Linked DNA regions of Homo sapiens: region 2 is linked to region 1. Evidence: chromatin loops called from intact Hi-C (ENCODE). Cell type or tissue: heart right ventricle. All regions are shown on one strand. Region 1 overlaps QKI (QKI, KH domain containing RNA binding). Region 2 overlaps QKI (QKI, KH domain containing RNA binding).

Region 1 (5,000 bases):
CCACCTCCCGGGTTCATGCCATTCTCCTGCCTCAGCCTCCCAAGTAGCTGGGACTACAGGTGCCCGCCACCACGCCTGGCTAATTTTTTGTATTTTTTGACTAGAGACAGGGTTTCACCGTGTTAGCCAGGATGGTCTCGATCTCCTGACCTCATGATCTACCTACCTCGGCCTCCCGAAGTGCTGGGATTACAGGCGTGAGCCACCGTGCCCAGCCTCATAAAGTTCTTTATCCTAATCATCTTCATACTGAGTAAGCGGAGGAGGAGGAGGGGTTGGTCTTGCTGTTTCAGGGCTGGCAGGGGCAGAAAAATGTCTGTATAAAAGTGGACCTGCATGGTTCAAGCCCATCCATATTGTTGGAAGGTTCAGCGGCGTACTCATATATGTTTTCTAGAGAAGGAATCTATAGTTACCGTAAGATTCTTAAAGCTGTTGTGATTATTTCCCTAGGCCTTTTCATTTGGTCTTCCACCGCAGCCTGTGCAAACTCCCATCATAATCCCAGTTGCACATCATTTATCTTGCTTTACCTTTCTATCTCAGTGCTCATTCTGAATATGAATGAGTTTAATATATTTTCACTTTCAGAACTTTTTGTCAGGCAATCATTACAACATCTTTTAGGTTCTGCCCACCTCTAAGCCTCCTCACCACCACTCCCGCCACAGTGGGTATACTTTTCTTAGTTTTTGCCTCTCTGTCCCACCTCTCAAAACTAAGAGATTTTTAGATAGTCATAATTTTCAGGTTCTTTTTTTTTTTTAATTTTTATTTATTTATTTATTTATTTATTTATTTATTTATTTATTTATTTATTTATTTTTTGAGATGGAGTTTCACTCTTGTTGCCTAGGCTGGAGTGCAATGGCACGATCTCGGCTCACTGCAACCTGCACCTCCTGGGTTCAAGCGATTCTCCTGCCTCAGCCTCCCAAGTAGCTAGGATTACAGGCGTGCACCACCATTGCCAGCTAATTTTGTATTTTTAGTAGACATAGGGTTTCACCATGTTGGTCAGGCAAGCCTCAAACTCCTGACCTCAAGTGATCCACCCACCTGGCCTCCCAAAGTGCTGAGATTACAGGCATGAGCCACCATGCCCAGCTCAGGTTCCTATTTTTTATCTTCTTTTGTAGAACAAGGCTCTATTAAACTCCCAATTGGTATTTATATGTCCCACCTTCCAGCCCAACCATATCATCTAATAATATCCGTCTAAAATAACAATCAACTTTGGAGGTGTTTTTTTTTTAATCTATAAATTGATGTGGCTCTACTAATGCTAGTATGTAGCCGGAGTTGTGAATCATATAAATCCTTCAGAAGTTTATCATGCCTGTTAAGATTACTATTACTATTAATAAAATCACAGATTGTATCGTATTTAGCATTAGAAGAAGTAAGTACTTATTATTGAGACTTGGCTTTTGTTTTTCTGAGATTGTTACTTTTCAGTGGATCTGTTTATACCTTGTTGAAGAGAGGCAGAACATATTGTCCTAAGGTACAAATCTTTGTTAGTTTTATATAGTTTTAATGGAGGAGGAGCATCATATTTGTGTGTGTTTGAGTGTTTTAAGCTTTTCTGGTTAAATAAAGTGCCTGACACTTTCCCTCTACCTTGCTTTATGTGTGGAAAGTTGTTGATTGGTTACACAGGTATTGAGAACTGAAAAAGGAGAAAGACAGGCTGTAATACAGATTTAGAGACTGCAAAAAAAGCATCTTTTACCCCAGGGCTGGAATAAAAGAGAAGAAAGCCTGTGTAATGATGAAACCAAGACCCTGGCTTGGTGTCTCTCAGCTACTTCAAGAACCTCAGGAGCTCAGAGGGGAGAACCCTAGCTGGCTGCTTCTGGTGTGCATGGAGGGAAGGGGCTGCACGATGAGACTGGTTCTAGAGGTGCTGGGAAAGAAGCATGGAGCCAGGAGACAGCTGCCTCTGGCAAGTGCATAGCTGAAAGGAGCGCACATGGGAAAGAGAACATCTCTTTCCCTCATCCAGCTCTTCAGGGTCGGCTGCTTTACACCCACACTATGCCTCAGTTCTGAGAACCTCACAGAAAACCGGCTGGCAAAGAAGTAGTAGTTGTAGAGCCCTACACTTAAGCATTGGAAAGCATATGGCAGTTCAGTTTGGAACTTAGTAACTGCCACATCATCTTGGAGAAAAACTCAAGAAATATGAAAGCATATTTTTCTACCAGCTGTATAGGATAAGTTGGAATAAGTTGATCAACCAGATGAATATTCAGCTGTGTACCTGACATCTCCACTTAGGTGTTTAAGATAAGTATTTCAGATGTAACCTTTCAAGAGAGAACTTCTGATTCCATATTCCTCAATTTTTATCTCATTACATGGAGCCACCGTCTACTTTATTGCTTAAATCAAGAACCTAAACAACATTGTTCAATTTCTCCTTTTCCCTTACCCTCTGTGTCCAACTGATCATCATGCCTTGTCAGGTTAACATAACTCTTTTCATCTCTGTTACAACCTCTACCCCAGTCCAGTTCATCCTCTCTGTTGCCTGGACAATGTTAAAGCTCATGACCTATCTCAGTAATCACGCTGGCGCCCCCAGCAGTCCATCCACAAAATAGCACAGTGAGGCTTTAAAGACAAATCCTTTTTTGTCACTTCCCTCTCATAAACCCCTTTGTTTAAGTCAATCAAATTATCTGTCATCTTCTGTCTGCCAAAGCTGTCGGAGCAGATCAAGGTGGTAATTGGCATCAAAATTCTTCATAAAATGTGGTCACTCATCATTTTTTCTTTTCTCTGATATTTGTTATTCTTCAATTAAATTAGTCATGTATTTTTTTGTTTGGAAAACCTTTTCTACCCATTATTTCAAATTTATAGAAAACTAATTCATTTTTTAAAATATGTTGAGCACATTCATTTTTGCAAGGCTTTGGGGGTTACAAGGAACATGGGTTTATTGGTTATTGGTTAGTTTATGGATACAATTCATGATAAATTTCTTTAAAAATCAAAAAATAGAAAAACTGAGATAGCACATGGCTATATATGATTGATCACCCCAAAAATAAGCAGCATGAATTTATAAAAGCAAGACCAGTATGCGTGAGAGTTCTTAGAAAAGCCTGCACTCAGGAGAATCGCTTGAACCAGGGAGTTGGAGGTTGCAGTGAGCCAAGATCACGCCACAGCACTGAAGCCTAGCGACAGAGCGAAACTCCAGCTCAAAAAAAAAAAAAAAAAAAAAGCCTGCACTCTGAGAGAAAACGATGATCTGTGTTATTGAGGAACACATAGGATGCTTCCAATAGGAGCCTAACTTGGAGAGGAAAGTACCAGGTCTACTCGGGGATTGTGGACAGATGATTTTGACTAATGCAAAACATTTGCAAGCAAGGTTGCTCATGTAAACTGTTCAATGCCCTGAATGCTGGAGAATTTGGGCCTTTGTGATAGGCAGTGGTTCGAATTATTTTTTTAGTTGACATAGTTTTAATGATTTGGAAATACACATTTGTTTCAGCTCTCTGGTGATTACTTTGTTGTAGTTTTTTTTTAAAAGTATATAGATCTAAAAATACTAAATAAACATGATTTTCTTACTTTCTAACATGTGGTCTGATGAATTCAAAAGATACTTCCACTTAAAGGCATCATAAGACTGGAGAAGGTATAATGTAATGGTTAAACATGAGGACTTTGAATCAGGTATTCTGGGTTGGAAGCCAGGTTTGCAATGTGAACTTTTGTGGCTTTGGATAAGCTGCCTACCCTGCCTGAGCCTCAGGGATAATGCACTGCCAATACCACACATTTGTTAGGAAGCGTAAATGATTGGATAATGAAGATCTAGTGTCTAAGTCTAGAAAAGTTGAACAATGTATAAATTACATTAAACGTGACCTGTTTGTATCCTTTTAACATAGCTGTTAAACATAGTTGATGATGGCTGGGCACAGTGGCTCACGCCTGTAGTCCCAGCACTTTGGGAGGCCGAGGCGGGTAGATCACCTGAGGTCAGGAGTTCGAGACCAGCCTGACCAACATGGTGAAACCGCATCTCTACTAAATACAAAAAATTAGCTGGGCGTAGTGACATATGCCTGTAATCCCAGCTACTTGGGAGGCTGAGGCAGGAGAATCCCAGGAGGCGAAGTTGCAGTGAGCTGAGATTGCACCATTGCACTCCAGCCTGGGCAACAAAAGCAAAATTCCACCTCAAAAAAAAAAAAAAAAAAAAACAACAAACAACAGAAAAGGCATAGTTGATGACATATCTATATCTTAATATGCATAAATTAAAATATATATATTTATACATACCCATAATTGGTCATCCTTAATTGCAAGCCTCCAGAAGTTCAGAAAACTGTGTTTATAGTTGCTTCACCCCACTTAGTGTGAGTATTTTTCTGTTTGTTACGGACTGGATTATGGGCGTATCCCCCAGACTCTGCTGGGTGTTATAGAATCTGTGGTGTATTATCTTTCTATAAATCTGAAAAACTCTGAAATTCTCAAGGCACTTCCCCGATACCACAGGTTTTAGCTATTAGCAGGAGTGTGTTCTATTTTTGAGCTTTTACATTTCAAAAGTAAAGACATTCTTTGTTGTGCTTTAATAATCTTTCCATAATATTTTCCATACAAATACAAGGGAAATATTCATCTGCCCTATGACCCAGCAACTCTACTCATAGGTATTTATCCAAGATAAATGAAAACTTATATTTGCAAGGAAGCCTTATATGAGAATTTTCAGAGTGGCTCTGTTCACATATCCAAAAAGTGGAAACAATCAAATGTCTGTAGCAGAAGAATAGATAAATAACATACTACTCAGCCATTAAAACAGATGAACTACAGCGACATGCAGCAATATGGATGAGTCTGACAGCTGTCATACTGAGGGAAAGAAATTGAACACAAAATATTATATATGCCTTCATTATCCGAAAATCTAGTCTAGGCAAGTTAAATCAGATGGATGGTTAGGGCTTGAGGTACAA
Region 2 (5,000 bases), 120 kb before region 1:
AAAAAAAAAAGGGAAGAAGAAATAGAAGTATTCCTTTTCTTGCTAAAGCAAGAACCAGTAAATTGTATATTTTTCATTGAAAGTAGTTCCATCTAAATTAAGAGCCTGACTTTTTGGAGAATGATTACATTCATAGGAGAAGAGCATGTAATGTTGGAGATACATTTGAATGTTTAGCCATCTCTCAATTTCCATGGAGAGGAGAGTTCAAAATAAATCAACTCTTTAATTCCCTTATCGGTGACATAGATACTTGGTCATTTGTTTTATTTGGCTGAAGGAAGCTGTGGCAAGTTGAGAATTCAGAGGTAAAGCCTTTGTGAGAGAGATGATGTAGTTTAATTATTTTAACTCTAGTTCTCCTGATCCAGGAAAGCTTTATTTTTACTTTCAGATGAAAATTAAAATTTGTTGCAATTTAACGTGTAACACGAAGCTAGAATAAGGTATATACATAAGCTATATATGTATATAATTTAAATGATACAAGTGATGTATGTATACATATAGTACTTATGTTAAAATTTTACTGTTTTTCTGTAACAGGCTATAAATTTAGTGTATCGATTATCAAAGTATAATTAGCTGAATATAATTATTTGTTTATGAGATGATACTAAATTCAGTTCCCATAGATACTGGTGGTGATTTACTTTTTAAAAAGAGTTTTTCTTGTTATGTGCTTAAATCCACACCCGAAATGTAGCCATAATTTAGTTCAAGATTGTTTATGCCACAGTCTGGAAAACACCTGAAGTAATTGAGATTTTTGAGTGGTTGTGAATGGATTTTAGAATCATGTGTTGAACAGTGACATCACTAAATTAGCCATAGTAATGTTACTGTTTCACATTGAGGGTTTCAGGTGTGATGCTTTTCAGTTTTTTGTTTTTGTTTAGATAACTATTTTAGGGTTTGAGTTATAGTTATGCAAATTTACATTACGGTAATGCAAATATACCTTCCAAACTTGTGTCAATATGTATTAGACGCTAAAATGCCCTCCCCTCCCATCTCTGTTTCCCTCAAATTATTCATTTGTGGTTAAACTAATTTTAAACTCCGGAAAAGTGGTTAAGCCAAAAAAGGTCAGATCCTGGAAGAAAAAGCTCTGACCTTTTAAAAAGAGTGTTGGAAAAGTATTTGACGGTCATTTTCATAAGCTAAATGTACTGTGAGGTTTGTGTTTGAGTAGCTTTTAAGGTTTTCTGGATTATGTGGTTGAATTTTAAGGAGGAACTTAGTAAAAATGAGTTGGGAAAATTAACCTGTTACATTCTACCTTCCTTTTGCTATGTATAGTAGATCTACATGTGAGAAGTCATTTGCAAACAGCATTTGTTAGGTGTCTTTTCTAAGTATTTTTTATGCCTACAAAGTCTGGGAAAAGACCATTTTCAGATTTCAGATAATATTTCAGATAAATAATGATCAGATCAGTAGATACTGTCTTTCAGATCTATCAGAACACAGTATTTCCAGAATATAATTTTACATCACAGTCATCATTTATAATGACATTGATGACCAGTACTATTATTATTTTAAAGAGAAAGATATATATACACATACACATAAAGTCATGCATTGCTTAAAGACAGTGATAGATTCTGATAAATGCATCATTATGCTATTTCCTTTTGCGAACATCATAGGGTGTACTTGCATAAATCTAGATGGTATAGCCTACTACACACCTCAGCTGTATGGTATAGCCTTTTTTGTTCCTAGGCTGCAAACCTGTACAGCATGCTACTGTACTGAATACTGTAGGCAGTTATAACACAATGGTATTTGTGTAAACGTAGAAACATTCTAAACATAGAAAAGGTACAGTAAAAATGTGGTATAAAAGATAAAAAATGGTATACCTGTATAAAGCACTTACCATAAATGGGGCTTGCAGGACTGGAAGTTGCTCTCGGTGAGTCAGTGAGTGAGTGGTGAGTGAATGTGTGAAAGTCCTAGGATACTACTGTGGATTTAATAAACATTGTATTCTTAGGCTGCCCTGAATTTATAAAAGATATTTTTCTTAAGTAATAAATTAACCTTAACATACTATAACTTTATAAACTTCTAAATTTTTTAAACCTTTGACTACAATTACAGTTTAAAATACAAATACATTATACAGCTGTACAGAAATATTTTCTTTATATCCTTATTCTATAAGCTCTTTTCTGTTTTCGAACTTTTCTATTTAATTTTTACTTCTGAGTCCTTTTTGTTGAAGACAAACACACACATTAACCTAGGCCTGCACAGGGTCCAGATCATCAGTTTCATCTTCTTTCACCTCCACAGCTTGGCCCACTGCCAGGTCTTCATGGGCAAGGGCTGTATGGCTTACCAGTGTGTCTCCAGCACAGTGTCTGATACCACAGAAAGATAGGAACTACTGCATTAATAATAGCAGATTCTTGAGCATGTATTACATGACAGACACCTACAAATATTTGTTGTTCAAGCGAAAGAATTTATTCTATCAAACTCAGAATTTTCGCTCTAGAATAATCCTTCGTGGTTTTTTTTTGTTTTTTTTTTTTTTCGGGGGGGTGGGGGACGGAGTCTCACTCTGTTGCCCAGGCTGGATTGCAGTGGCACGATCTCGGCTCAATGCACCCTCCGCCTCCTGGTTTCAAGTGATTCTCCTGCCTCAGTCTCCCGAGTAGCTGGGATTACAGGTGCCCGCCACCACACATGGCTAATTTTTTTTTTTGTATTCTTAGTAGAGATGGGGTTTCACCGTGTTGGCCAGGCTGTTCTCAAACTGCTGACCTCAGGTGATCCACTTATCTCGGCCTCCCAAAGTGTTGAGATTACAGGCATGAGCCACCGCGTCCTGAATCCTTTTTTTTTTTTTTTTTGAAACAGAGTCTCACTCTGTTGCCCAGGCTGGAGTACAGTGGCTTGGCTCACTGCAACCTCCATCTCCAGGGTGTGAGCAATTCTCATGTCTCAGCCTCCCGAGTAGCAGGTAATACAAGTGTGTGCCACCACGCCCAGCTAATTTGTGTATTTTTAGTAAAGATTGAGTTTTGCCATGTTGACCAGGCTGATCTCGAACTCCTGATCTCAAGTGATCTGCCTGCCTTGGCCTCCCAAAGTGCTGGAATTACAGACGTGAGCTACTGTGCCTGGCCTAGAATAATCTTAGAAGTCCTCATGGATGAGTAAATATGGATGGTGAAAAGCTTAAATGAGAATGTCTTGTCTGATTTTCATTCCACTTTTAATTTGAATATACCATTTCCTTTCCCCCCTCATTGTATATGTCTCTACTTTTTTGTTCTTTACTTTATTCATAGTTCTAATTTCTACTCACTGCCCCATCTTTTCCTTCTTCTCTATCTAGCTCTTACCATCTGTCATCACTGCTTTTCCCACTATCATGATCACTCACTCTAGCAGCAACCAAATTTAACTTTGGGGATGGAGCAGTAGTGCTGGAGAGGCCAAATGGTATGAGTAAAAGAATACAGCTTTTGGAGTCAGCTAGATTTTCATCTTTATGTGGTCTTTGGTGAAAGTACTTAATCCCCAAATCTCTCTTTCCTAACTATGAAATGAAGGTGAAAATATTACTTACCTGTAAGGGAATCTACCTGATAATAATGGAATAAAATGCTGACTTCCACCACAGAGTTCTTGGGGAGGCTTTTTATGTGGAAAGACATTAGACTTCATTACTCTGAATTCTGGATTTGTATCTCCTAGCCATATAGACTGAATGACTGTAGAATCCAACATAATGCTTTTAATATTGGCATAACTTCCTTAGTTTAAGTTATATGATGAGATGTAGAAACTCAATAAAAGGTAAAATTATTCTTTGTGTTATGAAGTATGTTTAGAGGTTTCTTTTAAGAGGTCTTATTTTGCTACTCTGCTTCAACTATAGTTTTTGTTCATTTAGTTTGTTATAGAACTGGGACCATGTCTGTATTTGCACATGACTATATTCCTAGGGCCTTGGCCAGTGCCTGGTACAGAGTAGGTGTAAAATACATAGTTGTTGAATGCATATACGAAAAAAATCATTATATTGTATCATTGGTAAGACAGTTTTTTTTTTTTAAAACAGGTTATACTTTATTCAGGTCAGTTCAATTTTGTAAAGTTTTTACTTTTAGGAAATTAAAAAGCTTTTATTTTATTATGTTCTGAATATATTTTTACTAAATATACTTTGAGTACAGGGTTAATTAGGACTGTGCAGGCTATGAATATAGGGTTTATGATAAAGCTCAGTAGGAGTGGATGATTGCAGTCCTTTTGTGCAATCCTGGCAGGAGCAGCCTTTTCCTTATTGGCTCGGTTTTTTTCTTAAAGCCAAGACTAAGCACATATTTAGATGCCTGTATATTTTATTTTCTCATCTGATGTAAGATACACTGGAAGAATTTAGCATTGATGTAATGAACATATGTTATTAGCAAAGTGTTCTAAACTTCTCAAGTCCAGAATAAAGAGACCAAGCCATTTGCAGAAGAGCACTGTGCATTTATATTACTTTAAAGGGAAGAGGAGTAAGCTAGCTAGAATTGTCAAGCAGATGCCATATTGATGCTTGAGTGAAGTTACAAGAAATATTTTTGGAGCTTTGCGTGTTTTTGTGCTAATAGTCCTAATATTTGTTCAAAAGGTGTTTTTTCTCCAAGGATGTAGATGTTACAAATATAGCAAAAGGCAAAAACAAAGCTATCTGCCCTCTCAGCTAACATTCTAATGTCAACAGGCAATAATCAATAAACAAGTACAGTAATGTATTAGGAAATATGAATTATAGAAATAAAATTGAAGGGTAAAGGGGATCTGGAGTGTTCCTATGGATTGAGGCAAGTTGCTGTTTAAAAATAGGAAGATCAAGGTTGGACTCCTTGAAAAACTGGAGCAGAAATCTGAAGGAGGTGTTAGTGTGAGCCATACTGCTCTTTGGGGAAAAGCTTTCCAAGGCAGGGAAAGAGTTACTGCAAAACCTTGAGGGCAGGGCTAGC

What was found. Hi-C counts contacts between places; a loop is a spot of excess contacts. Peaks named below come from ENCODE experiments on the same cell type or tissue, not always from the same donor. Only the 100,000 strongest peaks of a DNase experiment are listed, where the experiment ranks them.
Region 2: it touches region 1 in a loop (2.5-fold over the local background); 52 of 110 quality-filtered maps call a loop at or near these places.

The regions. Positions count from the first base shown.
Region 1 is chr6:163,552,293-163,557,292 of GRCh38, forward strand. All of the region lies in intron 4 of QKI (QKI, KH domain containing RNA binding), which reads left to right. Among named protein-coding and RNA genes, the nearest start is that of QKI, 140 kb to the left of the region's middle. In heart right ventricle, a CTCF peak has its summit at 2,603 (motif pointing left); a DNase peak (open chromatin) is centred at 2,589; H3K27ac peaks cover 2,050 bases.
Region 2 is chr6:163,436,804-163,441,803 of GRCh38, forward strand. All of the region lies in intron 1 of QKI (QKI, KH domain containing RNA binding), which reads left to right. Among named protein-coding and RNA genes, the nearest start is that of QKI, 25 kb to the left of the region's middle. In heart right ventricle, no CTCF peak of the experiment used is centred here; a DNase peak (open chromatin) is centred at 2,314; H3K4me3 peaks cover 660 bases; H3K27ac peaks cover 1,427 bases.